Regions from separate parts of the Mus musculus genome. Here regions 1, 2, 3, 4 and 5 are each linked to region 6. The links are chromatin loops, found by intact Hi-C in ENCODE. Cell type or tissue: heart. All regions are shown on one strand. Region 1 holds the start of Rb1 (RB transcriptional corepressor 1). Region 2 overlaps Itm2b (integral membrane protein 2B). Region 3 holds the start of Itm2b (integral membrane protein 2B). Region 4 has its middle 3.5 kb from the start of Gm35388. Region 5 overlaps Rb1 (RB transcriptional corepressor 1). Region 6 holds the start of Gm35450 (a long non-coding RNA gene).

Region 1 (5,000 bases), 150 kb after region 6:
GACCCAAGCAGGCCTTGAATGTGGAATCCTTCTGTCTCAGCCTCCTACTAGATACATGAGAGACTACAGTTCTCAGTTAAGTCAGGAGAAACCCATAGGACTTCAATTCTTTGGAATAATTTCTGTGACTATTGTGAAATCTACTACTACTGCTGTTACTAATACATTACAGATGTGTGTCTTTTACTGACAAAGTGAGACAGGCTTTGTTTAAAAAAAAAAAACCTACTATAAAATCCAAAAGAAATGACAAAACTTTTACATCCTTAATTTAGCCGTGAGTTTTCAAAACCACGCTCAGTTAAAAAAAAAAAAAAAAAAAAGAAAAGGACTTTGAAAATAACAATGAATACTTATATTCTTACAGCTTTCTACTTATTCTGAGTAGCGAGGGTCAAACTCACCTTAAAGTTTCCCTGGCATATGACAAGAGCACAGCCATCCCACCCAACAGCCCCACACACGCTGCAGACCACCTGAAGACCTCGAGAGTCTGAGGAAGGAGGTGTCCAATAGCCAGGTGGCAAACTACCAGAAACACAAACACTTTAAATGCCTTTTCAAATTCCTTCCCTGCCTCCATTTCTCCTTCACCACCAAATCCCCTCCGCACACACCCCCTCTCCTGGGCTACATTCCCAGCGCTGCCCCATTTATTTATTTATTTTTTGAAACAGGTTTTTACATTCATGATCAAGAATTGAAAAAAAAAAACTCATTTGCAATCGTATTGATGAACTAGGTTCAAATAAAACAAGTCATATCTACACATGCAGAGCTAATGTAAGTCCCCAGCCTTTCCTTGGCTGTCCTGTGTTCTCATGTGGCCAATGCCTTATTAGATTCTAAGGCTGTAATGATGTCTCTCTCTGTCTCTGCCTCTGCCTCTCTCTCTTTGTCCCTGAGTATTGGAATCACTGTTCCTCACATGCTAGGTAAGCATTTTACTATTAAGTTATATCCCAGACTTTTCACTTTTTATTATAAAACAGAGTCTTACTAAGTTGCCCGGGTTGGAGTTCAACTCACTCTATAGCCAAAGCCTGTCTTAAACTTGGGATTTTCTTGCCTTAGGCTCTGAGCATTATGGGCCTGAGCTACCAGGTCAGGCTCAACTTTGATCTGTGTGTTGAAAGGGGCTTATGGGGGAAACATGTTACAATGACTTCTGACACAAATAGCTGACCATCAGCTGATTTGAGGTCAGTACCAGCAGAGATGACCGGTCACCAGCTCTGTTACGCGTCTGAGGACCCAAGTTCCTTTGCCATTCTGTCTCAAACTTAAGAGTAGCTTGCCACAAATACCAAGGTGGCATCAATTGGCCAAGTGTCACATTCTCTGATAATTATGAGGCAGGACTGTATCATTTCTGTATATTATTTGATCAGGCTCCCACAGTCTATCTTTTATCTTCACCAAACCTAGACTGTATGTAGCCTGAGCTCTTGCCTAAATCTGGGACAAAGTGAACTCAAGTGCTATTTTAATTCCATTCATTCTCCGTGGCTGCATCAGGGCCTGGGGCTCTACCTCCTGACAAACATTTGGTCTCTAGAAGGCTTCTGAAGTTAGGCAAGTCTGAAAATTGAAGGAGGCCCATGTATCCTTCACTCATCTGACATCAAGGCAGAAAATAAGCCCAGGCTTGCAACCTACCCAATTAAGTTCTCGATTCCTCAGTCCTTGCTCAGCTGTTCCAAGATAGTTTACACCAGAACAACAACTGTATTTTATTCACAGCACTTCAATTAGTGAGTTGTATGAATAAGGACTGACAAAGGGAGAAAATTATGTTGACTGACAGGTAAAACGTAACTAGAAAAGCTACCATTGCTGAGCCAGCTTTTGGTGGCGGTAGGTAGTTCTAGTATAAAGTATGCTCTTTTCCGGTGTCTGTGCGTCGGCGACATGGTCAGACAAATATTACTTGGGTTCGAGTCCTCTGCCAGGGACCTGCTATGTGACGCGGGCAAATTGGCTCCCCGAACTCCCCACTTCCAACCCGCAAAAGTGGAATGCCGACCTTCCCAGTTTGACCGGCTGTCTCGGAGAAACCATTATGAAAGGAGGCCGGATCGTGCGCATGAACACGGCCAACTGGTTTTCTGCTTTCGTCTCAAACGCGTTTGTAAGCGATTTTTCAAAGTCGGGTCCGCCTGGCAAACTGGTTTTCAAAAGCTACTTTCCCGCTAAGATCTGTCCCGCTCGGACCGCGCCTCCTGTTTCCCCATCAAAAGACTATAGTCTGTGCGTGCATCGCCCATCTTCCCTTGTCTCCAGAAGGCCACCAATGGCCCCACCCTGGACCGCCCACCCGGGCCGAGCCCACCTCCCACTGGCCCGGCACGTTTGTTTTTGTTTTGCCGGCCGCGCGGGCCGGGCGAGGGGCGCGCCCTGTCCAGCGTTCTCCCAGAGGCCGCGGCTCCTCGCAGCGGGCCGGCCCCGCCTCGGCTGGCGCCGCCCACGGGGACGACGCGGGCGGAGACAGGCCCGGGCAGGCGCGGCTTCCCCGCGGCTTCCCGCCCGCGCCCTCGCCCTCGCCCTCGCCCTTGCCCGCCGCCGCCGCCACCGCCGCCCCGGTTCCCCACTGACGCCCGCGGCCCGCGAGCCTCGCGGACGTGACGCCGCGGGCGGAAGTGACGTTTTCCCGCGGTTGGCCCGGGCGCTCGGTTGCCGGGCGCGTCCGGTTTTCCTCGGGGGACGTTCCCATTATTTTTGTAACGGGAGTCGGGTGAGGACGGGGCGTGCCCGGCGTGCGCGCGCGCCCGCCCGCCTCCCCGCGCGCCTCCCTCGGCTGCTCGCGCCGGCCCGCGCTGCGCGTCATGCCGCCCAAAGCCCCGCGCAGAGCCGCGGCCGCCGAGCCCCCGCCACCGCCGCCGCCGCCGCCTCGGGAGGACGACCCCGCGCAGGACAGCGGCCCCGAAGAGCTGCCCCTGGCCAGGTGAGGAGCGCGGCCGCCGCGGGCCGGAGAGAAGGGAAGGGAAGGGAGCGGGGACGCCGGGTGCATCCCGGCGGGGACGCCGGGCGGGCGCATCTCGGCGGGGCCGGGCTGGCGGTAGGAGCGGCGCCCCGGGTCTCCGGGGTCCCCTTGGTCCCCCATCTCTGCGGGGGTGGCGGCGGCGCGCTGACACGGTCCCGGGCTCGCGGGCGACGGGGAGGGCATCCCGAAGGGGTCTGGGCTGCGGCTTGACAGGTGTCGGGCGGGTGGGGCTCCTGCTCCCGAGCGAAGTGACAGGTGCAGGCTCTACTCCAGCGACGCCCAGGCGCGGAGCCGGCGGGTCCCGGAGAGCCCCGGTCAGATGCAAAAACAATTGAAATAAATATTTAAAAAAAGAAAAAAAAAACTCGACCGGTGTTTGTTTTCTTTCTTCCTCCCTTTTTTCTCCGTGGAGATCCGAAGCACCCCCGGGGTGGGTTGACTTTCTCTTTTGCAGTCGTCCTGCGATGCAACAGTTGGGAGCCTTGCCCTCTCTGAGCTTGCGCTGCATCGGCAGCTTGGTCCTGGGAGAGGCCAAGAAAAGCCTTGTAGGCAAAGCGCAGGGTCGTGGGTGTCAATTGCTCACGGGGTCCTCAGCTCCCGGGCTTTGTGGGGGTTTCTTTAGAACAATGCTTTGAGGCCCGGGGGGATTTAAAGCCATCTGTGGAGACTGATGGAGCAGAACTCTTAGAAGAACTGGTATGTGGGCAAAAGTTTCAGGAGACATTTAAATGCAAGGGCTTGGAAGTTTCTAAACTTTGTTCCCCTTTTTTTTCAGGGTAGAACTCTTCTTGCGTGCTGATTGGCCCGCAGCATGCTTCATTATTTCTTGCCTTTTGCCTTTGAGCATTCACGGATTCTGGTGCCTCCCCCTCCCTTTTTTCTTTTTTGGTCTTGTGTTTGGTACTGTGTTCTCTCAAAGAACTTTTCTCTCCATTTATTAAGTGGAATCTAAACTTAAGTTCATGTGGATCCAATAAGAACAACAGAGAGATATTTATTGTATTTCAACATTTTTTTTCTTGACTGTGCTACTGTGTGATTAAGTAACAGAAATTGAAACAATATGATTGTTGTTATTGTCAGCACTAGTTTTGAGAGTATAGATCCATTGTAGATGGGAGTTGTTTTTGTCTCTCACGGTCCTTCAATTTCTAGCCCATCATTAAGTTCTCGAGTTTTTGTTGTTGTTGTTGTTTTTGTTTTTTTGGGAGGGGGTGTTTTTGTTGTTTTTAATTACTCTGACTCTGTAACCCAGGCTTGCCTTAAGCTCTCTGTTTTACTGCCTCTGCCTCCCAAGTTCTGGGATTGTAGCCCTGATGGGCTATCAAGCTCCTTTCTTCTCATTGAGCATCAATCAAGGCTCTTTGTGAGACCCAGACTCTTAACAGAGTTCAGGTCAAATCCTAAGAGACTGAAATAATTTTGGAAATTGCTTGTCTAAGTCTATTAAAATTCATATTAGATGGATTTTCTTATGGACCAAATAAAAATCATGTTCTTAAAAAATAAATACAGAATAAAAACTGTTCCAGGGGAAGAGTTTGCTTTTGTTTCTAATTAAACTCTGATGTATCCAGTGTGTGGAAGCTTCACTTTAGAAAGAGCAGTAACATGTATTCTAAAAGATTCCATGCCATCTATGGACTTATTACTGATTATTGTAGAGTAACTGTACACATTGAAGTTCTGGTCATTGCCTGTGGGAAAGACAGACCCAGTTTCTTTCTCTTTTATGTACTTTTAACTTTGGAGAATTCTCAAAAAGTTCTCCTTTAAATTAAACTTTACAAGACATAGTCTCATCTTGGTTACTCATTGCCACTAAGGTTCTCAAAAAGCACTTACAGTTGATCTCTGACTTACCTATTGTCACGTGTGTTCACCATAGGGATTTGCTACCTCTTCTGAACTGCCATTAAATGAATGTTGTGTTATCATTGGAGAATACACTTAGACAAACACTGATGATATATAGATTAGTCACTGTGCTGTCTTGCTACAATCAAGAGAAGTGGTA
Region 2 (5,000 bases), 100 kb after region 6:
ACAATTGTTCATAAACTCAAGGAGGTTTTGCATTCTGCAGGATCTCTATAAGATGGTACTATGTTAGAAAGAAGGCAGACAGACTGCTCACACTCCAAACACAAACAGCTGGTCTGTGAGTCCGGAGCACTGCCAGACATCTCAGACAGCTGAGGAGGAGCTCTCCCAGAGTTGTGCAGTGTCTAAGGAACAGTTTGACCGAAGTCAGCTGGAGCCTGCACAGCCATGTTGTCGGTTAAGATGTCGCGAGTTCAGCTGGTGGAGACTGCGCTGCCCACCACAGAGAATGAAAGTGAGAGCAGTGTCCTAGCCCTATAAGGAAAATATCAGGACTGTGGGGACCTCAGGGGAGGGGACCTCTGTGCCACACCTGGGGGACAGTGTCCAGAAATACTTGCTTATACTGCTTCTTTGTAGTATTCCCAAAAGTTTATTTTTAATTCTTGTACTGTTTTAATATTACCCATTGGTAGTATCCTTATGAAAGATGGATATAGTTATGCACGTACATGTGTGTTTTTTCACTACACACATAATCTAGTCTCTTGGTATACATAGTAACTTTTTTGCTAAAGTGATAGCCACTGCTTTTGTGGTTCTTGACAAGTCATGTTTATTTACCCCAGAGTAATGTGTGTGCTTGCACTGCACTTTCTTGTATAAAACCCTTTTCTTTTGTCTGGATTTGATCGTCGTTTCTTAGAGCTGGAGGGAATGTGGCTTAATTTTCTGTGTATTATTTATTTATGTATTTATTTATTTATTTATTTATTTGGTTGTTCATCTTCTGTCAGTAGTCTAATCGCCTTTCTGTATCTTCAGGCTTATCAGAGAATCAGTCAGTCCTTCTGAGTTGTGTTTGCTTTTGTGCATTTGATCTGCTTTAGAAAAAGAAAAAAAGTCTGTGATCAAAAATTTTGTAAAAGTCTTGCATAACTGAGTGCAATGATCTATCCCTCCCTCCTTCCCTCCCTCCCCCTCCCCCTCCCACCCCCTCCCACCCCCTCCCACCCCCTCCCAAGACAGTCTCTTTCTGTAGCCTAGAGTGATGGAGTCCAGGCTTGCCCTGCGTTCACACTACTCATTCTTCCTGCGCTGTCTTCCTTGCTTTATGCTTGCTCTCCACCTGCAGCAGCTTGAGGCTTTGTCCCCATGCTCTGACGTCTTCCCCTCTCTGAGACTGTCATAGCCTCTGCTGTCGACCGTGTCTGTTCTGTGGGGCCGCGGGGCCATTTGCTTTCCCTTTACCGTTACCTCATTGAGTTTTCAGAAGATAAACATTAGCTGAAAATCAATATTTGGACTTTCAACTCCACCTTCACCAAAGCTTTTGAAAGTTTAATTAGAATATTCCCTGTGCACTAACAATAGGCCTAATGATAATTAATAATGGATAATAATGGAAACTGTCTGGATTATTGGCACTAATTTAAGACCTGACAAGATGACCTAGAAACAATGAGCCACCATTCTCTAATCTCCTCTCCAAAGAGCCAAGACCGCCTACTTTGTGAGTAACTTGGAAGGCAGCTCACTGCCAGCTTTGGGGTTTTGCTTTTTGCCTTTACTTATCTGAGTTTTACTCTTCAGTGAATACTTTTCATTTTTCCTTTTCTTTCCTGTCTTGTCAGTGTCTTGTGGTGTGGCCCTGGTTTGACTTGACTAGGACTTGCTGTGTAGCCCAGGCTGGCCCTGAACTTGCAGCGATCCCTCTGCCTCTGCTCCGTCAGCACCAAGAATTACAGGTGTTGACCGTGCTTAACCAACCGCTCATTGATATCTTGGCTTTTCAAGATTTACTTTAAAATGCGCGTGTTGGCAGCCTGAATATTCAGTTACAGTTTTGCCTCGTGTGTATATGATTTCAGTACATTTTCATAACACTATCCCATATAATTTGATGAACAGTAGAGAAATGTCCTATGAATCTGACAGCATGTTAAAAAAAAAAGTCACCTCTGTTTTCACAAGGAGATTTTATCCCTCCATCCGCGAGCCAGAAGCGTGGTAGGACAAGGAACCAAGACCAAACAATCAGATCGTTTGTTCCTAAAGAGTTGTTATTAGTAACAGTCAGATTCTGGTGGGAGGGCAAACCCGGCTACTGTCAGCTGCTTGCTCCTTGTGGAGACTGGGCCTGTTAACAACAGGTAAAACTTGTACGCAATGCTGCTTACAAAGCTCTTGTCATTTCTCCTTGCTTCATACGCTGCTGTTGGTAAAGCTCTAGAAAGCATAGAATGGGTGAGCGCTAGAAAAACGGTGGTCATCTCTGAACCATGGCCAAAGGAGGAGATCTTAAACTGCAGAAAAGGAATCGATTTTTAAGTTACTCATAAATTAATATTTAATAGCATTTTACTTTGCATCAGATACTCTGCCTTTCCCTGATGATGCAGAATTGACTGATATGCTTCAGCAGTAAATGCATTGATTTTTACAGCCACACCCAGTCTTTTCTTTTTCACTCCGACCTGCTTATTTAATCTAGGCATGCGCTCATTTTGTAAGATGCTAGCAGTTTGGTTCAGGTTTTATAGATTTCTCAGAATGTTATGCAATACCTTAGACTGCTGTTTTTCTTCCTGCACCGCTGCTTGTATGCTGTAGAGTTTGTTAAGCAGGAAAATGTGTGTGCAGAACGGTATTGTTGGCACCAGCAGTGCCTCCGAGAGCTCTCCTTCATTGCCCCTGCTGTAAATATAGATGAACTGGGTAACTCCCGCATCGGCATGCTCCTTGTGCTTCCTAATTTCAGCTCAGTGCTAACTACCTTGGCGGAGGCCACTGTGAACTGTGGCCCTGACATGCAAAGAGCAGCTTTCTGCTCCTCTCAGCGCATGCCCAGCTCAGGGAACTTGCTTCCTGTTTATGTGTCAAAGGTTATAGTCCTGTGTGGACCTTGTTAGCAATTGAGACATGACAGTCCTGTTTGGAAAGGACACGGGGAAGCAGAATTTATATCCCCGTTGGAATGAAGAAGAAAGAAGGCAAATAGACGTTTGCTGTCCTGAACAAGTCTATTAACTTGCCAGCCTGAGGTTCTGTTTCACCTACACCCCTTGTTTCTGGATGCTTTTGATGGTGGGGAGACCATGAGACCTATTTTTATTCTTTTGGTGTTCCTGCACTGAGAAAAGTAGCCTGCTGTTGAAGCCAGGTGAGCGGAGCATCTCCCATTCAGCTAAGACTGAGAGCTCTGCAGCCTGTGCATATACCGTCATCCCAAGTACCTGATACCAGGAGGAAAAAGAGAGCTGTACTTCATACCTAAGGCAGCTTTTACTATTTACCTTAGAAAAATAGTTTCCATTAATCTGGGCGAGATAGTGGTAGGTTTTGTGAGTGTAGGAGTTAAGACGTATGCAGTGAATACCTTACAATGTACCAGTTCCTGGAGACCGTTCACAGGGGACTGCCCATGAAGAGCCTTGTGATGATAACCTGTAAAGGAAAGCTGCCCTCTGGGCTGTAGAACTGACCCGTCAGAGAGCACAGTGTAACTCGGAGTAAGCAAGAGGTGTTGCAGTGACTCCGAGCCCTGAGCACAGCAGCCACGCTCTCCATGCGGAGCCACACACCCCCACCTCTATCTCCTGATTTGAAAAAAAAAAAATTATTTGTTTTGCTTTGCATACAAGGAAATGCCAAAATCTTTTTTTTTCTTTAAACAGAGCAAACAAAGATTTATTACAGAAAAGTGAGGAAGGAATTTGCAAGACCTTGGCAGGACTCCAAGGGAAGACTATCCCCAAAATCTTCTCCACGGGACAGCCTTTGGATTATTTCATACCCTGTCAATATTTACCTATATTAGTCTAATATAATTAATATATGTTTCTAAGTAAATCTATTTCTGATGGTTTAGTAGTACACACTATTTTGAATTAACAGTATTTTTAAATTTTTTTCTTTGTTCTTAATTTTATACCTAGTATTTTTATGCCATTGTTTCCCCATCCCCAATCTGTCTCTGTTTGGAACTTCATTCATTCATTTATTCATTCATACAGGATCTACTGTACTCCAGCTGGCCTTTAATCCACTGTGCAGCTGAGAGTGACCTTGAACTTGTGCTCCTCCTGGCCCTGCATCCTCAGGGATGCTCACGGGTGTGCCAACTGCAGTTGGTTTTCTGCAGGTGGGGCTGAAGCCCAAAGCCTAAGGCCTCACGTATGCTGGCCAAGCCGCCTACCCACTGACCGCATCCCTATCCCTGAATCTGTCATTTCTAATACTTGACATATTTTTCTCTTTAGTAGCATGGCCTCTAAGACACCACTGTTGCATTTGCTGTGAAATTCAAAGCATTACATTTGGAGAACTTTAGAAAAAACATCTCATAAAACAACTCCATGATCCATTTATTATGTAAATAAGGTTCAAATAGAAGCAGCAAAGGATGTGAAGTATTTGTTACTTTGAAACTGAGTAATAAAAGAATTTTTAAACCTTACATTTTATATGAGCTATGTTAATGATTGAAGCCCATCTACTGAAGCCCCTCAGAGAGCTGACTGAGGTGACCTCATTTATAACTAATGGAAGTAAAATGCAGTTAAGTTCATTTTGCTTAAGATACAGTTAAATAACCTTGTCTTATTGTCTGATAAGGTTACCAGAACATAAGAGAGAGATTCCGCTGCACCGTGGCTGTGTATCAGAGACTGAGCCTGAGTGGCTGTGTCCTCGGAGTACTTACTCAGCACGCTGCATCTCCAGTATTCTTTTTTATTTTATGTCTTTAACTTAGGCTGGCTGGGCTGCCTGCTAACTGCAGCCCTCCTGCTTTGGACCACCAGCCAGACCCTGAAAGCCACTTCTTTCTCTGCTCTCGAGCGTGGGAGTAGGCCAGGGTGTGCTTTTAATAAACTGGGCTAAATCTTGACTTTGAGGAAGATTAAGAAGATGATAATTGTGTGGGGCCTGCGGGAGTTCTAAGCGCAGTTAAGGCCCAGTGGTTGGAGAGCTGTGCAGGGAGGAGGTTTCTGTGCCTCCAG
Region 3 (5,000 bases), 89 kb after region 6:
AAGCCTGGTATTCAATCCGAGATCCTACGTGGTAGAAAGAGAGAACTAATTCCTGTAAATTATCCTCTGACCTCCACACATGCATCATGGCACACGGATGCCCATCTTCCCACTCACAAATATCTCTCTTTTTTTTTTATTAGGTTTTTTTTGTTAGATATTTTCTTTATTAACATTTCAAATGTTATCCCCTTTCCTGGTTTCCCCTCCGAAGACCTCTTATCCCATCCCTCCTCCTCCTGCTCACCAACCCACCCACTCCTGCTTCCCTGACCTGGCATTCCCCTACACTGGGGCGTGTAACCTTCACAGGACCAAGAGCCTCTGCTCCCATTGATGTCCGACAAGGCCATATAAACATCTCTTTTAAAAAGTTGTATGAAGACCTTGTTTTAAGCTCCTGCAAGAGGTTCTAAAAATCAAAATGGAGGGAAGGTCATTGTCACCATGGAAATGATTTGTCCTTGAGAAATTAGGATTGAAGATACAACAGTTTCAACTTCTCCAACAGGTTTGCTCTAACTGTCGTGCTAATGAACTCTCCCCCCTTTAACCCTTAAAAAGACAGAGGTTACACTTACAAGGCAAGCTCCTAAGGAGATCAGACCTAGCCTTGAGTTAAGAAGCTCTTATACCTAGCAGGGGAGTCCCCACCTACCCCACTCCCACCCCACCCCCATCATTGTGGTCCTAAACAGTACCTGAATCCTCCATGATCTTTGTTGTGTCTGATATGTTGAGCTAAATCACATGATGCAAAACTTTTAACCAGACCCTCCAAAACTTAGAGAAGTCTGCTATTTCCTTTGCTCTGGGATGGCTTAAAAACCTCCTCAGAAGAGGCTCCTCTGGTTGCTCCCCACCATCCCTCTCAAGGCAGCTCAACCTTCTCTTATTTTTTTACTCTCACCATTGAGGAAGTGTCTCTCCTGGTTTTAAAGGGGAAGTTTTCTTCCCCGTAAGGGTCTGGGTTTTTTGTTTTGTTTTTAATATACCATACTATTTGATGCCTATTAAAACTCATCTGTAGTAGGAATAACCTCTTTCAGGACCGACCAACTCATACATCTACTCTATTGACTCAACTATCAGCAGTTGTTTATCTGACACTGTGTGACCTTAGTACTAACCAGTGAGCTATGGTTCCGCTGTTCTGCTTTCTTGTCTTGGCTTCCAGTGTGACTCTGGAATGACAATCTGCTTTCCTCTGCTTACTTTTTTTTTCTCTATTTATAAAACCATCCACCCCCTCACCTTCTCTTTCATGAAACGGAGTCCTACTCAGTCCCAGAGGCAAAAATAGAAATATGGGAATGGAGAGACGGCTCGGCAGTTAAAAGCATTTGTTGCTCTTCCAGAAGACCCAAGGCTTGGTTCCCAGCAACCGCATGGCGGTTCTCAACCATTTGTAACCCCAGTTCCACGGGACTTGACTCATTTTTCTGACTTCCTTAGGCACAGGTACATGTAGGCAAAAAAAAAAAAAAAAAAAAAAAAAAAAAATCATAGGCATAAAAATTAAATATTTAAAAATAAAAAGAAATAAAGATAATTCCCTCCTTGAATAGAGCCAGGGGCTCAAGAACTCTGGTCTCAACTGCTGTCTTCAAGGTTGGCCTAGGCCAGAGCTCACACAGCAGAATCCTTCTGGCCAACAGACACTCCTGTAGGTGGACAAGGAGAGGATATGGAGAAGGCTACAGGATCAGTCATTTGACCAAAGGACCATCTGGAGACATGGCTGTAAACCCAGTGTGTGGGCCAATGTCTTCTGTCAACCAGAAGCAAAAACCTCTTCAAAAAAGGAGAATTTTTTATTTTGAAGAAAAATAAGAACTTGTCCTAAGTACGTTGTCACAAATCACAGATTGGCCTAAGGCAAATATGGTTTTTTGTTTTGTTTTGTTTTGGCTTGCTTATACAAATGAGCTCGGTTGGTACATTTTGTTTTACCAGTTTAGAATTTTAGGAATACAAATGGATGAAGAGGGTTCCTGGTCATTGGCTTGAGATTAGGCTGGGCAGGAACTGACCTCTGAGGGAGGAAGAAAAGACCAGCTTAGTCAACCAGGCAACACCTTAGGGTGAGGTCTGTGGGAGATAAGTCAGATCACCAGGACACTAGGACACAGTGCTTCAAATATTCCTATGCTCTACTAAGTCGCTTACTAATAAATGATTAAACGGAGCTTTTGGGTTTGTTTGTTTGTTTTTCTCACACAAAAATTCCATGGCCTTTGGGCTCACAATCAAAGAGAATTTGGTGCTACCAGAAGTTAACTTATCCTACGTAGCCAACCGACAGAGTTCACCCCATTTTCTTATCAACTTGCAACACTGGGCCCCTGAGGAGAACTAGTTGGAAGCAAATTCAGAACCGGAAAATCCAGGCAGCCCAGAGGGGCAACAAGTCCTAGCTCAACCAGGCGCGCCCTCCACAAAGCCTGGCCAGATTCCCGCTGAGTCCTGGGTGGGGGTGGGGGGAACCAGGGAGGGTCTGGCGTGAAGCCAGGCCCCGCCCCGCTCAAGGCCCCGCCCCTCCGGGCCCCCGCCCTGCGCCCGCGCCCCAGCTGCGAGGCCGGAAACCGCGCTGCACTGAGCCGCTGCTGCTGTCGCGCAGTCCGCTCCTCCGCTGCAGAGTCGTGCCCTGAGCTCGGCCGACAAGGCTGCCTTCGCAGCCGGGATCCTGCCAGCCGCGACCCCAGCCTTCGCCGTCGCCGCCTAGGGCGCCCCAGGCCGCACCATGGTGAAGGTGACGTTCAACTCGGCGCTGGCCCAGAAGGAGGCCAAGAAGGACGAGCCCAAGAGCAGCGAGGAGGCGCTCATCGTCCCTCCGGATGCCGTGGCGGTGGATTGCAAGGTCCTGGCTGGGGTCGCGGGCGGGGTCCCGGCGGCGGGGACGGTTTCCCGGACGGTCCTCCGCTCCCGGGTACCGTGGTGTGTGTGTGTGCAGCGAGCGGGGCGGGGTCCTGGCCCTGGCGACCCCCGAGGGGACAGTTGCACAGGTGTACGAGGTCCCGCGGCTTTGCACTTGGCTTGGTAGCCCGGGAACCTGCAGCGACAGGCACCGCCACCACCGAGTTTGGCACTTTTTTTCCAGTATAAATACTGTGCCTAAAATGGCTGACATCATAACAAGCCTAAACCTCTGTTGTTTCCTACTTTCGTTTCTAGGCTGAACAGCACTTGGACTAAGTCCAGCAACTGTAAGCATCTTCATTTTTTAAAAGCCCTTTTCTTTTACAAACTCCCTTGCCTACAAATGGCCTTCGGTGTTGGCAGGTGAACACCTTGGGGTCTGGAGAGAGAAGACAACAGTATACTGGGAGTAGTTTCTGGCTGGTGATTTTATTATTGTAACAAATATTCCAGGTGAAAGTAATTGCTATTGTGGCTGTTCCCATGTAACCCAACAGTTGACTTTTATCAGCCTCTTTGTGGGTACTTCTGAATAAGTGAAACTGGAACCAAAACATAGGAATTTGCTCCCATCCCTACAAAATAGGTAACCTTTGTGTTACCACATCCCCGGTTAGCACTGAGTGATGCTGTCACTGGATTCAATTTTTAAAAGTGATGTACAGTAATATTCTTTTAAATATAAATATAATTTTTGCCTAAGTTTTCTTTTTGCCTTTTTAGGGCTTCTGACATTTGATACCTATGAATACTAACAGCGGGTGCTGCTTCGTTTTTCACTAACACTTTTTAATACCTATTGTCACTTGGGTAATTTTAGTTTTGACTTAAAATCAGTCGTTTGTGTCCATGGTACAAGTAGTAAGGAGAGTTTTTGTTTTTGTTTGTTTGTTTTTTAATGATCTAATGAAAATTACTGTAAAGAAACAGGCCACTAATACCCTATAAAATTTTTGGATATATAATAGCAGTCTGGGCTGTTTGGACATGTTTTCTGGAAACGTTCCAGCTAAAAGCAAACATCATGTTGATTTTTTTAAATGACTGTCTTCCCCTGAGATGAGAGAGCTGATTCCCTAAAAGGATTAAGGGTTCTGGTTTTAGTATTGTTTTCCTGAACCTAGTACAAACACTCTTGGTCTTGAAAACATGTTTAGAATTCACAGGTAAAAATTGTCATAGCAAATTATCATATCTCTTTTGTCCGGATGCACATTTTAATCTAGAATAGACCCATAGTCAAGCACCCAATCACAACAACTCTATATCTTGTTTGTGGAGACACCTTGAGTCTCCTCAAGCCCAGATAGGCCTTGAACTCTGCCCTTCCTTCATTTTCCTCCCCAAGTACTGGGATTACAGGTGTGCACAGCCATGCCCAGCTTCAAATATACATTCTCACTGATATTATATAGGTATATGGTCTTTAAATTCTAAAACTATAACTCCTCCCACGCTAAGCAAGCATCAATGATGTCATTTCTCTGTTTTTTATTCCAGGGTTGTAAAGGTTTCAAACTCTCAGACAAACGTCAGAATTCACTTTGCAGGGGAGCTTTGAATCAGTCTTGCCATTTATGAAGTAGCAGTCTTATTTTTGAGCTCTTAAGGATTTTTCATATGCTCACCATAATTTAATTTTTATTTCACAGTAACTGTCTATAGCTGTACACTTTGCTTTTATTTCTTAATTTCTCTGATTTCTCTATCCAAAGGAAGATACTTCAATTAAGCAGTGAGGGCTTGTGTTCTTCTATAGCCACACAGAAGTCACAGCTAAATTGGTTTGGTTAATACAGAGAGAGGGAGAGAGAGAATGAATTCTTTTTCCAGCTATAAGCTGGAAGCCTTTTCTCAGTGGGGACAGTATCTCTACAATGGGAGTAGGTGGAATAAAGGAAAAGCCTGCTTGCCTAGCGAGAGAACTGATCTCATCCCAGAGCTGCGGAGTGATTACATAATGTTCTGATGTTCCTTTGGGCTGCACTGTGTGGCAACCACCTTGTCCGACCGCCCGGGCTGGGAACAGAATTAGCCTTAATGTGTTCTGCCTGGGGCATTTCCTCTGGTCAAGAGGACCA
Region 4 (5,000 bases), 370 kb after region 6:
TTTTCATATTCCCCAGAAGGCTCTGGGAAGGAAAGGATATTGTATTTCCTAGGCCTTGAAAAGTGCTTGGGATATGTTACATTTTTTTCTCAAATATTTGAAGAAGACTGGGTAAATGGATATAAGCCCTTAAGAGATACAGAGTGAGTTAGTACAGCAGGAGGGAGCCCTTGTAGGCTTACAGGCTTCTCTAAGGGCCTCTTCTCCTGGGGTGGGGTGGGCAATGGTAGCTCCTTGTAACGCCCGGTCCTTCCTTCTAAGGGGTTTGTGAGGGCAGGAAAGAGAACAGACCAATGTGGGGACCATTACTTCTTACCACAAAGTGAAGAAGGCCCTGCCTTGCTCCACGTTTACACATCGCACGGGCAACGGAAGAAACCAAAGTCCCACCTCTGAGGGTTCACTTTCTGGGGCCACAGAATGAGAATGAGAAGAAACTTAGGAAACCTCCCAGCCAGAATCCTAGAGGGACAAAAAAGGGGCATTTCTCAGTGTCCTTCTGGCCAGTGATGGAAGTCTCGGGGTCTGGGGGCCAATCCCTGCCCTGCAGAATGAGGTGTGTAACATCTCTGAATTTCTAATACTATCTACAGCTGGGTTGTCGCCTCTGCTACCAGAGATGACATGATACCCTCTGAGGGAAGTAGCTACTTGCCTTTAGTAGAGAAGATGGAGACTGGCTTGATTCTCCTCCCTGAAGGCAAGTGCTCCATTTGCTTGGCAGAGAGAGATCTGTGAGCATATGTCAAAGATAAAAAGGCTTTTTTAAAGCTAGTGTCTTCTCTCTCCTTTCCTACTCTTCCTTTCCTTCCTCTGATAGCCAAATGGAAGAGTCAGCCACAGCCACGGGTATTGTGGTTTCTGGTGGTTTTAGTTATGAAACAGATAGCAAGAGGATAACAACATCTTTATTTTTTGTTAAAAGATCCTCATTGGATGGTAATGACGATAATGACGACAATGGTGATTTGAACGAGAACCTCAGTACGGATCCCAGACTAGCCTGGAACTAGCCATTCTCCTGTCTCAGACTCCCGAGTGCAGAGATACCAAGAATATGCCACTATGCTTGGCTAAGGGATTGTTGTTTATTTATTTATTTATTTATTTATTTATTTACTCTATTTAAGCTCAATATTCATTTATGGAACCAGTACTTTGGGATAGTCCCTGGATGAGGGAGGAAAGAGTTCGTTAAACCCAGGGCTTTTGTTCAGCAGATTTAGATTTGGTTCTGTCAAAGCCTATCAGCCCACCCCGTGTGAGGAAATGGCACGGAGGTCAGATGCACTCCTGGCCCATCCGGCCCAGCTCAGCAACAGCCCCAGAGTTGCCCTCTGGAAGGACCTGACACACCTGCTCACAGTGAGATTCCTTTAGGGGAGGCAACACCCAGTTTTCCAGAGCAAATTAGACAAGCACTCAAACGCCCTGGTGTAGGCAATTAACACCTTCAAGTTGAAACTCGCCTGAAGATAGCTTTTGCCTGAAGAAGTGAGCAGACGTTTAGGCACTGGGGAGCAGCAGGTGCCTTTCAGGGAAAGAGGAAAGAGGTGTCTTGGAAAAGAGGAACTAGGCAGCTGCTGACAAGACTGATTCCGCACCTTTTCTTTAAACCAGAGCCCCCTACTCCATCTTTCTTTGATAGAGGCTTTCTGCAGTTCCCAGTGAGAGCCAGGGATAGGTCTGTGTGGATCACCTGCTCTTTAAATACAAAGGTTGGGCCACTTATTCAGAGCCTGGCAATCATTAACCATGAGGAAACCACGTGATTTTCTTAATGGCGTGGCACCAGGTAGTCTCTGAACCCTATAAGCCCTGTAAAAAGCTGTAATTAGATGTGGGTGTCCACGCTACTCCTGCATTTTGTGTTGTCTGGTGCTAAAGTCCTTTTCAATTGTAGATGGTGCCTCCTGGAGATAGCTGAGCCCAGTGCCATCTGAGCCAGCTAGGCAGCAGGGCCTCAGAGAGGTGGGCGATCTGTCTTGGGAGTCTTACAGACATGCATGTTTCTTGTGTATTTAACTAGAATTGGCCCAGAGCTCAAAATAACATAGTTTTTTTTTTTTTTTTTAATCCATTAGACAGTTTTGGAACCATCTATTGGTGCTGAATCTTGTTTTAGAAGGTGGAAAGCAAAGTTAGTTTACAATCAAAACAAAACCAAGCCGATTGGGCAGTTGGGGGAAATAGTTTTTGCTTTGGACAAATGGGTTTCGGAGACAGTTTCTGTTCTTTTGTGTCTCCTCCCTTTTTCAGGTCACAGGTGCTGAAGTTTGTTTTTATTCACGAATAAATTTCCTTGGAGGTCGAAGGAGGAAAGTTGAGGATCCCTTTTGCAGGATCCCTTTGTGTGTGTGTGTGTGTGTGTGTGAAGCTTGTTTCCTTTTTTTTTTTTTTTTTTTTAAGGCTTGATAAAATTTTTGGCAATGCTGCCCCCTGCAGAGCAAAACTAGAATCTCAACTTTAGCCGTTCAAAGACCAGGCTGATGAGTATAAAACGAATCAGAAAAGTTCAATGTTCTTCAAGCTTTGCTCACTACGAGCTAAAATACTTTTGGATAAGTATGCTCCCCCGTGCAGGTCTCCTGGCTAACCTTTGGTTTGTACCATAGCTTTAAGTGCAAATGCCACCTCTCTCACGTATGTTCTGTGCGCTAAAGCATCACAGAGCTATCCTCTAGAGACATCTTCTGTGCTGCTCACTGGATGGCTTCCCACCAACCTCTCCTTATGTCCTGGACTCCATCTTGATCCCAACTCCATGTGAATTTTCATTTCCTATTCTTCTAAAAAAATTAGGGATGTCAGGTATAGCAAGTAAAAATGCAAGACGTCTAGATTAATGTGAATTTCAGATATAAAATAAATGATTAAAAATATATATACAACAAATGGGACTTCTTTATGCCAGCAGATAGTTGTATTTCTGAAACGAAGCAGAATGATGTGTCCTGTGTGTTGCCAGGCAACACCACACCACAGGGATGTAAATGCCCTAATTCTCCTACAAGGGGAGGTTTGTTCTTTCTATTTATCCCTTATCTCAGGAAACATGGCCGTGTTCGAAACCGTCTCCCGACTCTAAAAGGAACATCTGCTTTTCCTCTACAAAAGCTATCAATAACATATATAAAATTCACTTTTCATGAGCCGCCATCTTGGTATGTCTGATTACTGTAGCCATTGTCTTTCTGTCTCTACCTCTTCATGGCCACCTGTTGCCCCTGGTCTCACATTCCTCAGTAGCTGAAGGAGCCCTTTATTTGGATGGGAGGAAAGAACAGCTGTGCCCGAATCCTCTAGCTCTGTGGCTTACAGACCGAATGCCCTGAGTTCACAAGCTGATAATAGAACAGTCGCCCCGCCTACAGTCCATAAGTGCCACTTCTGTAAATTAAAGATGACCCTCAATTTTCAGATGAGTCATTTGGGTTGCCATGGTGACCTGTGTGGTTTGTGTGGTTTGTGGGTCCTTTCAGCACAGCAGTAGAGGCTTCAGCCCTCACCCTCAGGGGCTTCCACCTTGACTGCTGTGACAGATGTCTTCCTCCCTGTTCTTAGGTCCCCAGAAAGGCATTTATTCAGAGTTGGATCAGTGTTCAGTCTCTTGTCTAGTGGAAGCTGCTGCTGTGCTCTGGGTCAGTTAGGCCAAGCTGGTGCCTTGTTGAGGAAGCAAACAGGTAAATGTGTTTCTGCTGAATCACGTGGGCAGACACAGTATGAAGGTCGAAACGCAGGCATCTGTGCCACCAGAGAGGTGCATATTGGGCAATGAGGGTGGTAATTTAGGTATTTTTTTAAAAAATGAAATAAAATGCGAATTACTTGGGTGTCTACCAAGTATTAAAAACAACCAGAAACCAAGTTGATGGTGGCAACTGGTAGGCAGAAGGGCACCAGATTGGGGTGGGTGGAAGGGTAGAATTGATCAGGCTGTTGTACACTCAGGCTAAGCAAGAAGAACGCGTTAGAAACAGAATACCAATTCTATAAATGGCCCTGAATTGACCCTTCAGAAACAGGCTATCAGTTGTACAAATGGCCTTGATTTAATTAATTTAACCTGTGGCTCTGACCCAGCAGAGTAAACCACAAACATAGTCCAATCCCGATCACCCACTATCTAAGGTCTCCAGTTAAGATAACCCCTTGTTACCAGCCCCAGCCCCCCTCCTGTAGACCCATTTGTCAGGAGCCATAATGGGACAAGTTAATGACCAGCAGATGATCATCCTGAAGTGGCCTGCCTTGGATTATTATATACTCTGAGGCAGGTGAGCCCTTATTAAGCAAGGTTGTGAGGGACTAATTTTAGGAAAGATTCCTGCTATTAATATGCTTTTCCTGTTATTATTAAACATATATAACAGTCACTAAGTAGAAGAACACCCCCTTTGAAGTAGATCTCTGCAGATCCACGAAGATGTACCATCTTGTAGTGTTGCTATATAGACAAATGGATGGCTTCAGTCTTAATGATGATCCTATAAGAAGTCCTAAAATTATATCTGTGATTATTAAGCTCTTTTATAATGGGACTGCTATTAGGTCTTTTTCTGGTAGTCAAAGCTGCAATGAGAACTCTGTCAGTCTTCCAAGTGTCACCAGTTAATTGCTCTTAGATGGTAACCAGACTTTCTCCTACCCAGAGCACATTCCAAGAGGTTGTAAAACAATTAACCAAAGGTCATTAGAAGGGAACTAATGATTTATTATAGGTGCTAGGACAGAAGATAAAATATTGGCTGGGCTTATCTATACAGAACTTCACTTATAACTTAGTTATGGTTTTAAGCCTTCTGTGAACCTGTGCAGCTCAGACAGGTGATGGATGTTTAGCCAGATAATTACTCCTCATGGTATGCGTGTAAACATTCGGCGTTGTAAACTTATATTTAAATTTATGATTTGATTTTTTGTGTGAACTTGTGATGCACTTTGTAACATGTGATCATGTGCTCTGAATGATGTTTAAGAGCGGAGGACAAAGAGAAGAG
Region 5 (5,000 bases), 170 kb after region 6:
TCCTAGGAGCTTGAGCTATCTAATCTCAGGTTCTTAGTCATTCAAGCAAAGTTGGGCATAGGTTCCATCTTGTGGAGTGGGCTTTCAGTCAAATCGAATGTTGGTTGGTTACTCAAACAAACATTGTGCCACCATTGCCCTAGCAGATCTTGTAGGTAGGACACCATTGTAGATCAAACAGTTTGTAGCTGAGTTGGTGGTTACATTTCTCTTTTGGTAGTGCAGAGTACCTTCCTATAGCAAAGATGCTAGACTGTAGGGATGAAGACATTATGTAGGCACCAGCTCAACTTCTCCATGGTCAGTGGGTTGTGTGGGTGTTGTCTTCAGCAGTGGGGCCTTGCTATCAGTTTGTGACGAACAACCTATAGTCTTGGCAACAATATGGGTTGTTTGGGGTTCCCATGGCACTCCTTTGGCCAACTCAACTTACATCAACTCAATTAGATGTAACCCAATCTTGGTACTGGAAGATTCATTTGGTGACAGAGGATGTCCACTTGGGGATCTGTCTCCCTCATTACTTGGTGATTTTATTTAAATCACCTTCGTATATGTATATATTTTAGGGAGCTTCTACTGTATTAGGTTTCTATACTATCTCTCAAATAGCCCTTAATTTTGGTTGTTTCTCTCCACATTCCTTCCTTCATCTCCCTCTACATTTGATCCTCCTGGTCCTGCCCACCCCCCCCCCATAATGATAATGTTTCCCTTTCCTAGGGAGGTCTATCCATCTCTCCCTTAATTCCTTACCTTGTACGTAACCTCTGTAGTTCTATAGAGTGTAGCTTGGTCATTATTGATTTAACAGCTGGTATTCTGAGGATAGTCTTTATTAAGTTGAGGAAATACCTCTTAATTTATAGTTTGCTAGATATTTTTTAAATCATGAGTGAATGTTAGGAGCTAAATTCTAGGCCAGTTATGTACCCTGTATAGAAAATGAGGCCTGTCAGTCATTTCTTTGAATTATTTGGATAAGCAATTAATTGATTTGCTATTAGAATGTGGATGAGATCTAAAGAAACCAGGGTAGAATCAACAGTCTTTTTCTTGGGCGATTCTATTGCTACTTGCTTTTCTGATTATGTTAAGGGAAAAGGAAAAAAAAAAGGAAAATCTGAAAGCTACTATATCCTATGTTAAGGCATAGACGTTGTTATAACTTTAAAATATTTGCATTTAGTGTCATTTTAGTGCTGAGTAGTGTATTAGACTCTGGGGGGGTATAATAGAAATTAGAATTTTCTGTTTTCAAGACACTTATAAATTTGTTGAGATGGAGGTAAAAATAAGCAAGCAAGTCAGACACAGACAAGGAAGAGCTGTAACACTGAGATCTGTATCCAGTCTTTAAGGAAGGAATCTTGGTTGTTCATCATAGGGTCAGGTAAGCCTGAACTTTCCAGATCCATGTTTTCCTGGAGTAGAGCTAACTCCACACTCAAATCTACCATGCAACTAGATGGTTAACTCACCTGCTCTCTACCCCAGTGTGTCTTGTTAAAACTGATTGGCGGGCTGGTGAGATGGCTCAGTGGTTAAGAGCACGCTGCTCTTCCAGAGGACCAGGTATCAATTCCCAGCACCCACATGGCAGCTCACAGCTGTCTGCACCTCCTGTCCCAGGGCATCTTATTCCCTCACACAGACATCCTTACAATCAAAATACCAATGCACATAGACTAAGACTAAGATAAATAAATTTAAAAACACAAAAACAAAAGCTGCAGCTGGCTAGGTATGGTGGCACACACCTTTGATCCCAGCACTCAGGAGGCAGAGACAGACCAATCTTTTGAGTTGGAGGTCAGCCTGCTCTACAGACCAAGTTCCAGGATAGCCAGGGCTACACAGAAAAATCCTGTCTCAAAAACTTAAAAACAAGCCAAAAGACTGTGATTGAGTGAAGTGGGTTAGCCTTTACCTTCCTTTGTGACTCTGCCACTCCTGCATCTTCTGTGCATAGTCAAGAATGCCTTAAATACTGACTGCTGCCAGCTCAGGCTGTATAAGTAGGATGAGTTTCCTGACATATTAGTATCGTATTTCTTTTGTTCATATATAAAACCTAGGTGAAGAGGAAACCCAAGCATAGAAAGAAGTAGCTCTCCTGTTTCAAGACTTTCTATTGCACACCCAATGCTTAATGCAACCTTGCTATTCTTGCCTGGAAGAGTACATATTTCCATATATGTGCTAGTAGTTTACTTTCATTACATTTTACTTATTGTGCGTGTGAAGGGGCATACGTGCTATGACCTGAGTGTGGAGGTCAGAGGACAATTTCCACACGCATGTCATGGCACATGGGAGCTCTGGATATAAAAGTCAAAGGATCGGCTTTGGACAAGAGCGTCTTTTCCTGCTGCCAATCTCATAAGACTTTTTTACCTTGTGAAATTACAGCTGAGATTTATGTTCAGCTAGCTTTAGTTGTTAGGTTTTTCACACTGCAGTGATACTTACTGTCACCACTTGGTGGAGCTCTTTGGTAAGTGAGAACATTGTCAAAAAGCAAGCTCAAATAAATTGTCACTGATTTGGGGTTGTCTTTAAGGTGGTTCAGAGGAACATTAAATCACATAGCAGATAGCCATGTAAAGTGTTGGCTGTATATTTTGATTTAAACTGTTAATATATAATTGAAGTTTTGATATTTTAATAATTTTATCATATTTCTGACTTTTCTATCCTGCTTTTCATAAATTTAGCAGTTTTTACTGTTGCATCTTCTTTGTTGCAGTTGATTTTAATTAGGAATATATATCTTGAATTAATGAAGAAAATGAAAGTTGATTATGATCCTAATAGCTCTAGAAATAAGAACCCACTTTAGATATATTATAATCCTTTCCTTAACTTTTTGTTTATTTTTTTTTTTTTACAAAATTGGAATCAAGAAATACAAATAATTTTGTAGATTTTTTTCTCTCACTTAAACATTGTACCTTGGGCATTTCCCATGTGCTTGTTCTGGTCTTTGAAAATGTCTTAGGATTTTGTGTAACCCCATAATTCAGCTATAGCATTGTTTAGCCATTCTATTTTAAGATATTTAGACACCCCACTGTTATGGGGTATGTAAGTAGCTATTAGAACATCTGTTACAAGGATCTTGTCCCAGCTCCCCAGTTATTTTCACTGGGTGGATTCTTAGCTGTACAACTGAATGTCTCAAAACATCATGGCAGCGTATTGTTCAGTTGACATTATTCTAAGATTTGACATTTGCTGAATCTGGTTTTTGAAAGGTAAGATTTTTTTTCCAGTTTTGCAAAGTCCACTTCCTCCACACACTTCCTCCACAAGTTTTACCTTTTTGTGTGTGATTTCACTGAGAAATAGTTACTTTTTTGTAAATAATTTTAAGTGCTGTTTTGGACTCCCTTTAATAATTTTTAAGCTTTTTAAAAAATTATGTGTACTTGTGTGTACATGCACAGGAGTGGAGGTGCTCATGCAAGCTGTAGATCCCAGGTGCCAGTCAGATCAACAGTTGTGAGCCCCCTGATGATGTGCCAGGAACCGATTTTGAATTGTCTAACCAAGTAATGTACACTTTGGACGACCTCTGATCTATTCTTCCAGCCTTCCTTTTATAATTTTTAAGAAAAACATTTTATTTGCAAGTTCTTTATAAAAAGGTTTATGCAATTACAGCAAAACAAATAAACAAAAACAAACCTGTTTTCAATTTAGTTGTAAATTGGATTGGAAATAAATCCTGTAGCTACCCAGAGCCACTGTGCTACAAAGTAGCAAGAGAGGCGGACCCTCTGTTTGCAGATAATGGCAGGGCTGTGGGAGTGGGCGGGGTGCTTATTAAAGGAAGGATAGCAACGGGTAGGAGTTAAACACAGAGATACAGGAAAGAGCACAAGGATATTAGAGGACTTTAGAAGTAAGGAAAAAAGGCTCACAGTGGTAGGTTGAAGGAGAAAAACTTAGTGCGACTCTTCAGCCATAGCATTAAAATAGAAATTAAAACTATGAGTTTAAAGTATAGCATTTCTGGGGAAGCTGACAGAAAAATCTTGACTCAAACTCCATTAAAAATATCCAGAACCTTTAAAGCTATACTAATGGAGACCTTGTGGTATTGGTGCAAAAAGACCAGTGATCCGTAGATGAGGGCGGCATGGACACTGGCACGAGGACACATGCGTTGTCCGTTCATTTTCTAGCGAGGCGCAAAGGTAATTCGGTAGAGGGAGCCTGTTCTTTTCAACCTTGAAGCTGGACCAACTGGCTATCTGTTTGTGACACTTCACTTACAGGGTTTGGGAGGTGGCTCAGTGGGTGAAGGTTGCCAAACCTGATACCCGCAGTTGGATCCCTGGATCCCACATGGTGAATGGAGAGGACCAGTTTCTGCCACGTTGTACTCAAACCTTTACCAGCGTGATGTGGATTGCCAACAAATATGAATTTAAAGAATTTTCTGTCTCATAGTACTTAGAAAAATTAGTTCACATGAACCCTAGACATAAAATTCTAGAGCAGGACATGTAAGAAATCAGTGTGGAACTGTGTTAGAGATAAGTTTCATAAATAGCATCACTAAAAACTGAACCAGAAAAGAAAAAAAATAGTGAAAATTTAAACACTCTTTCTCTGTGAAGTACACCTTTAAGAAAACGAAAGATTGGGACGAGTCAGTGGATAAAACCCTTACTACATACACATGAAGACCTGAGTTCAGAGTACCCATAGCCAAGCACGGAACACTAACCCCAGTGCTGGGAGAGGCCAGCTCCATGACTAGGCAGTCTAGCTGGAGCAGCAGGCCTAAGGGTCAGTAACACACACACACACACACACACACACACACACACACACACACACATGACTAGGCAGTCTAGCTGGAGCAGCAGGCCTAAGGGTCAGTAACACACACACACACACACACACACACACACACACACACACGACTAGGCAGTCTAGCTGGAGCAGCAGGCCTAAGGGTCAGTAACACACACACACACACACACACA
Region 6 (5,000 bases):
TGCACCGTGCCTACAACCCGTGCAAAGCAGCAACACAGCAACGCGAACTGTGTGCTCATGGCCTCTTTTAAACTCATCAGATAATCCAAAATACAGTTCTGGGGATAGCAGTTAGCACAACTTCCGCACAGGCATCCTGGAACCTTCGCTTGAAAGGGCTGGCTATCTGTTCTTCTCATCCCAGGCCTTCATTTTTGATTCTGATTCCTCTCTGGCTATGTCCACACCCCACTCCCTGAGTTGAGCCTCTCCCAGTTGTCCCTGCCCACCGCCCTCCTTTGTTCTTTGGTCTCCGACACCCACTCACTGGTAATTGGGTTGGGAACATCTGCTCTCCCTGCGGCTCCTCCCTCCCAGTCTTGTATACCCTCTCCAGCTCAGATAGCATATGTGTACAACAAAGCTGGCTTGTGGTAGAGCAGTGGAGGCCTGCCTGTCTCAATTAACGTCTGCATCATTTTTAAGCTTGCATGAGAAGGTTTCCATGGCTAACACTTCTCAAATGAGGTTAACACCTCGAGGCAGTGGTTCGCAAGCTTCCTGATGCTGTTCCTCTAATACAGCTCCCCATGTTGTGGTGACCCCTAACCGTAAAATTATTTTCATTGCTACCTCATAACAGTAACTTGCTACTTGCTACTGTTATGAACCAGAATGTAAATATATGTTTTCTGATGGTCTTAGGTGACCTTGTTGAAGGGTCATTCTAGACCCCAAAGGGGTCTCACCCACAGGCTGAGAACCACAGCCATATGGTGTAATTAGTATTTTGAGTATGGTAGATTTCTATGAAACGTCAAGACTGGCACTTGGCAGACAGAAGTAATGGAAGAGTAGCTAACCAAGTAGAAAGCAAGGGCTGGTTTGTGTGGTCCTAACCCCACACTGCTGTGAAGAAATCACCTGCTTTGCTCGCAGTCCCCCTGCACTTAACAGTGAAACGTCCGAGGAGAACATCTCTGAAGACTCTGACAAGCTAGGAAGGCTGTTCACCCTGCAAGGTAGCCATTGAGCATCGTGGCAAGGAGCAACTCTGTGTTTAAGGTAATGGCCCGAAGCCTTCGTCTGACCAAGGATATCCCACTCTTTAATGACAAGTGCCAAGTGCAGCCAAGTGCCCCAGGTGTCAAGCAGGGGCCCCCGGCTTGATTAAACTCTCCCAACTTTGGAAGCCGTCTCTGGTTTAGGAGGGCAAACGGTCAAGGGAAAAGGCTTTTAATAGAGTTCTCACAAAGTTCTCAGTCTCACAAAGACTGAAAGGAATATTCCGAACTGGAAACAGTGACCTCTCTGGCATTATTCCCAAAAGGAAAAGCCAAAGGAGCCTCAAGAAGGCAAGTGGTCAGCACCCACAGGAACTCTGACTTCCAGGGAACGTTCCACCCAGGGCTCCGGAGAGCACAGCCTGAGCATCTGTTTTGAACATGTTCCACGCAGCTGATCAGCTTGAGACCTGTGGAGCAGCACTGACGGGGAGACTGGAGAGCCTGGCTATGGATGCAAACTGAATATTAAAACAGAAGGGAACCACACTAGGAACATCAAACAAATCTCACATCAGGACTGGGGAGATGGCTCCATGGATAGAGGTGCTTCGTGCCAAATCTGACAAGCTGAATTTGAGCCCCTGGACCTGCACGGTAGAAGGAGAGACACCCCTCCCACACACCTGCTTGCACAAGCACACATACGCGCACACACACATTCTTGCATGCACACATGAACAGACACACACTAACTAAATAAAATGGGATTTTTAAAAAAGTGAAACAAAAATCTTTTGAAAAACAAAATGGACCTGAAACAAACACAGCCATAAGCAAAATTCATCACTCACAAAGGGCATGCAGAAACCAGGTGTGGTTCTGGATACCGTGTCACGATAAGCATCTTTTCCTATAATGAAACAATATGATAAATTTCAGAATTCAAATTTGCATAATGCATTACACAAGAACCCAGGATAAAAGAGGTCTTCAGCAGGAGCCGGCCTACTAGTGCTGTGCCTCTCTGTGTCATTCAAGGGTAAGACTGAGTCAGCTTCTTTACATGTAGATATCTGTGTACAAACGTAGGCACGTGTAGCTGAGTCCAAGTGCAAAGAAATGTAGGAGACTCGGTGCAGATATAGATTTTTACCACCAGAGGGTGTTCTCCCTTCTCCAGAATTGCAGGCAAGTTTGTGTAACCAAGACTAGTCTCGAATCAGCCCCAGTTTTAAAAACAAACAAACAAACAAACAAAAAACCCAGGCCAGACCTCAGCAAGACAGGTTCTCGTTATTTCCACAATTTTCTTCTTGCCCTTCTATTTCAAAGTGTTTTCTTTCAGTTGAAGCACACTGGCAGCAAGCCAGCCTACACAAACTGTGGGAAACAGATCCCACCTCCCACCCCCGCCCTGCTGATTAAATCAAGAGGATGAATTTTGAAGAAGTTGGTCTGGGTAGCTAGCTAGCTAGCTAGCTAGTTAGCTATGAGACCATTGAAGAAGTTGGTCCAGGTAGCCTGCTATTTCTGACCGTCTCCAGGGGAACAGGGGTTTCAGGCAACTGAGAACTTAGCAGACCAGAGAGGAAAAAAAAAAAAGAAGGGATCCCAGGGCCAGGGAAGCTGTCTGCTTGAATTCTGATGGAAACTGATTTACAGCTGAAAAGTGTTGATGCCTCTTGAGAAACCAGAAAAGTCTAGAAGTTACCAGCAAGATTCTGACAGCTTCCAGAGTCAGCTGGGGAGACTGTCTCAGTCCATTAATATACCAAGTTTAGAAAGCCAGGCCCTGGAAAGGTGCCCAGGGGAGATGCCCCAGGGAGCTGGCTTGAGTTGGCCAAATGCTTTCTTTTGAAAAAAGGAGACTTTGTTCTATTGAGAAATTTGGGATATTAGGTCACTTGCCCAACAAATGCAGACTTCAAGTCAATGAGGAGTTTCTCTCTCTCTCTCTCTCTCTCTCTCTCTCTCTCTCTCTCTTAATGTATTTGTTTATATTTGTTTATTTATTGGCAGTACTGCAGAGTAAACCAGGGGTTCTGTGTAAACCAGGCAAACACTTTACCCCAAGCTACATCTTTTTAATTTCCTTTTTAGCTTTGGGACTGTCTGGTTAAGTCACACAGTACTCTGCAGTTCCTGCCTCTGTCTCCCGAGTCTCTGGTATTACAGGCCAACAGCAGCACAGCCCTGACATCTGAACTGTGTGTGTGCTGTGCACGTACACACACTCATGTAAGTGAATGTAGATAAGAGAGTGTCATGACACACACACTGGAGGTCAGAAGACAACTTCCTGGGTCAGTGTGTCTTCACCTTTCACCTTGTTTGAAACAGGAACTCTCCAGCTTCGAGGGAGTCCTCTGTCTCCACCTCCCATTTTCCTGTGGGAACACCAGGATTTCAACTGCTCCTACTACCTGTCTGGACTTTAATATGAGTGCTGGGGATTTGAACTTGGGTCCCCAGACTTGCATAGTGAACATTTCTACACATTGAGCCATCTCCTAAGGCCCAGAAATTTTTTATTTTGTTTGTTATTGTTGTTTTAAATTCACTTATATTCCATTTCATTTATTCATTTTTAATTTTATGAGCATGGGTATTTTGCTTACATATGTTTGTGCACTGTATGTATTTGGGTTTCCTGGAATTGGTGTTGTAGATAGCTGTGTGACACGCTGTGGGTTCTTGGGCCCTCTAAAAGAAAAGCTGTTAGGAACACTAGCTAGTGTCATTCCAGCCCTCAGGAGGCTAAGGAGGAAGAACTTTAGGTTGGAGGCTAGCCTGGGCTACTTAGTGAGATCCTGTCTCAAAAAAATGCAACAACCTAATTTAAACAAAACAACAACAATAAAAAAACCACTAATAGCAATAATTTCAACAAGAGCTAACAAATTGTTGTCCTTCTAAGCTTGCTTTTCTGGATTTGCTCACAACTTTGCCAGATGATGTTAAAATTCATTACAAATGTCCAACATAGCTCTCCTCTGTGTTTTTTACCACAAGCTCCTGGGTCAGTGTGTGCTCTTCACGTCAAGAACGCCACAGACTTTTGAATTATTCTGTTAACATCTGTTGTGATTGTCTAGAGAAAGCCACTTTATTGCTGCATGAAATCCAACAGAGCATTAAAGAAACAACAGCAACAAACCTCTGGGTCACCACCTCCCAGCAGCTGGGCATGAAGTCCCAGGTTCCATAGAAGTCACTTTGCCTTGTCCCTATTCACCTCCTTGCAGACATCCACGCCCTCCTGCCGACCCAGAGACTTTTCATTTTTAAGTGACTTTAATTAGCAGGTCTTTTTCTTATTAACATCTTCAAAGTGCTCTGAGCTCCTCCCCAGATGAAAGGACCTGTGCAGGGACAAATTATTATTATGGTTACAAAATATGCACACTGAATGTAGAAAAAGTGAGAAGGGTTTCATTGCGTGGCCGGCAGTTCTTGGGTTGCTTTGATCTGCCAGCGTAGACGTCAATTATTCCATCCCCTTACTCTCCAAACGCAGGCATCAAAGCGCTCTTGGAGATACACCTTGTAAATCTAGCTGTTTATTCTGAAATGGTTCCCCTAAATTAACTCTGCTTCCCTTTCCTTTGTTGGAGCTGCTGATTCAGCAACTCCAGTCCCCCGCTGGGGATGAGGTCTCTACCACTGTGGACTTGGAAAGGTGCCATGCCGTAGAAATAAATTATCTCTGGTAACCTGGGAAATGTGTACACATATACATATACATAGTGTGTGCATGTGTACGTGTGTGTGTTTGTGTGTGTGTTTGTGTGTATTTGTATGTATTTGTGTGTTTGTGTGTGTTTGTGTGTGTTTGTGTTTGTGTGTGTTTGTATGTATTTGTGTGTATGTTTGTGTGTGTGTTTATGTTTGTGTGTTTGTATGTATTTGTGTGTGTGTGTTTGTGTTTGTGTGTGTTTGTATGTATTTGTGTGTGTGTGTTTGTGTGTGTGTTTGTATGTATTTGTGTGTGCTTGTGTGTGTGTGTGTGTGTGT

What was found. Hi-C counts contacts between places; a loop is a spot of excess contacts. Peaks named below come from ENCODE experiments on the same cell type or tissue, not always from the same donor. Only the 100,000 strongest peaks of a DNase experiment are listed, where the experiment ranks them.
Region 1: it touches region 6 in a loop (7-fold over the local background); 14 of 42 quality-filtered maps call a loop at or near these places.
Region 2: it touches region 6 in a loop (2.4-fold over the local background); 17 of 42 quality-filtered maps call a loop at or near these places.
Region 3: it touches region 6 in a loop (7-fold over the local background); 17 of 42 quality-filtered maps call a loop at or near these places.
Region 4: a loop joins it to region 6, with 5 times the contacts of the local background. A loop is called at or near these places in 18 of 42 quality-filtered maps.
Region 5: a loop joins it to region 6, with 2.4 times the contacts of the local background. A loop is called at or near these places in 3 of 42 quality-filtered maps.

What each region holds. Positions count from the first base shown.
Region 1 is chr14:73,323,467-73,328,466 of GRCm38, reverse strand. Rb1 (RB transcriptional corepressor 1) reads left to right here and starts at 2,645. Exons shown (of 27, transcript NM_009029.3): 1 at 2,645-2,944. The coding sequence starts at 2,826. In heart, no CTCF peak of the experiment used is centred here; DNase peaks (open chromatin) are centred at 2,606 and 3,516; H3K4me3 peaks cover 2,500 bases; H3K27ac peaks cover 2,221 bases.
Region 2 is chr14:73,372,314-73,377,313 of GRCm38, reverse strand. All of the region lies in intron 1 of Itm2b (integral membrane protein 2B), which reads left to right. Among named protein-coding and RNA genes, the nearest start is that of Itm2b, 10 kb to the left of the region's middle. In heart, no CTCF peak of the experiment used is centred here; DNase peaks (open chromatin) are centred at 199 and 2,783.
Region 3 is chr14:73,382,870-73,387,869 of GRCm38, reverse strand. Itm2b (integral membrane protein 2B) reads left to right here and starts at 2,581. Exons shown (of 6, transcript NM_008410.3): 1 at 2,581-2,860. The coding sequence starts at 2,744. In heart, no CTCF peak of the experiment used is centred here; DNase peaks (open chromatin) are centred at 2,509 and 4,959; H3K4me3 peaks cover 2,899 bases; H3K27ac peaks cover 1,979 bases.
Region 4 is chr14:73,103,993-73,108,992 of GRCm38, reverse strand. No RefSeq gene overlaps it. Among named protein-coding and RNA genes, the nearest start is that of Gm35388, 3.5 kb to the right of the region's middle. In heart, a CTCF peak has its summit at 2,465 (motif pointing left); no DNase peak of the experiment used is centred here; H3K27me3 peaks cover 633 bases.
Region 5 is chr14:73,300,863-73,305,862 of GRCm38, reverse strand. The region is part of intron 2 of Rb1 (RB transcriptional corepressor 1); the gene reads left to right. Among named protein-coding and RNA genes, the nearest start is that of Rb1, 22 kb to the left of the region's middle. In heart, a CTCF peak has its summit at 2,475; no DNase peak of the experiment used is centred here.
Region 6 is chr14:73,472,061-73,477,060 of GRCm38, reverse strand. It overlaps Gm35450 (a long non-coding RNA gene), which reads right to left and starts at 2,723. Exons shown (of 3, transcript XR_383586.3): 1 at 2,698-2,723; 2 at 1,838-1,896; 3 at 1,252-1,491. In heart, a CTCF peak has its summit at 2,144 (motif pointing right); DNase peaks (open chromatin) are centred at 260, 1,380, 2,100 and 2,780.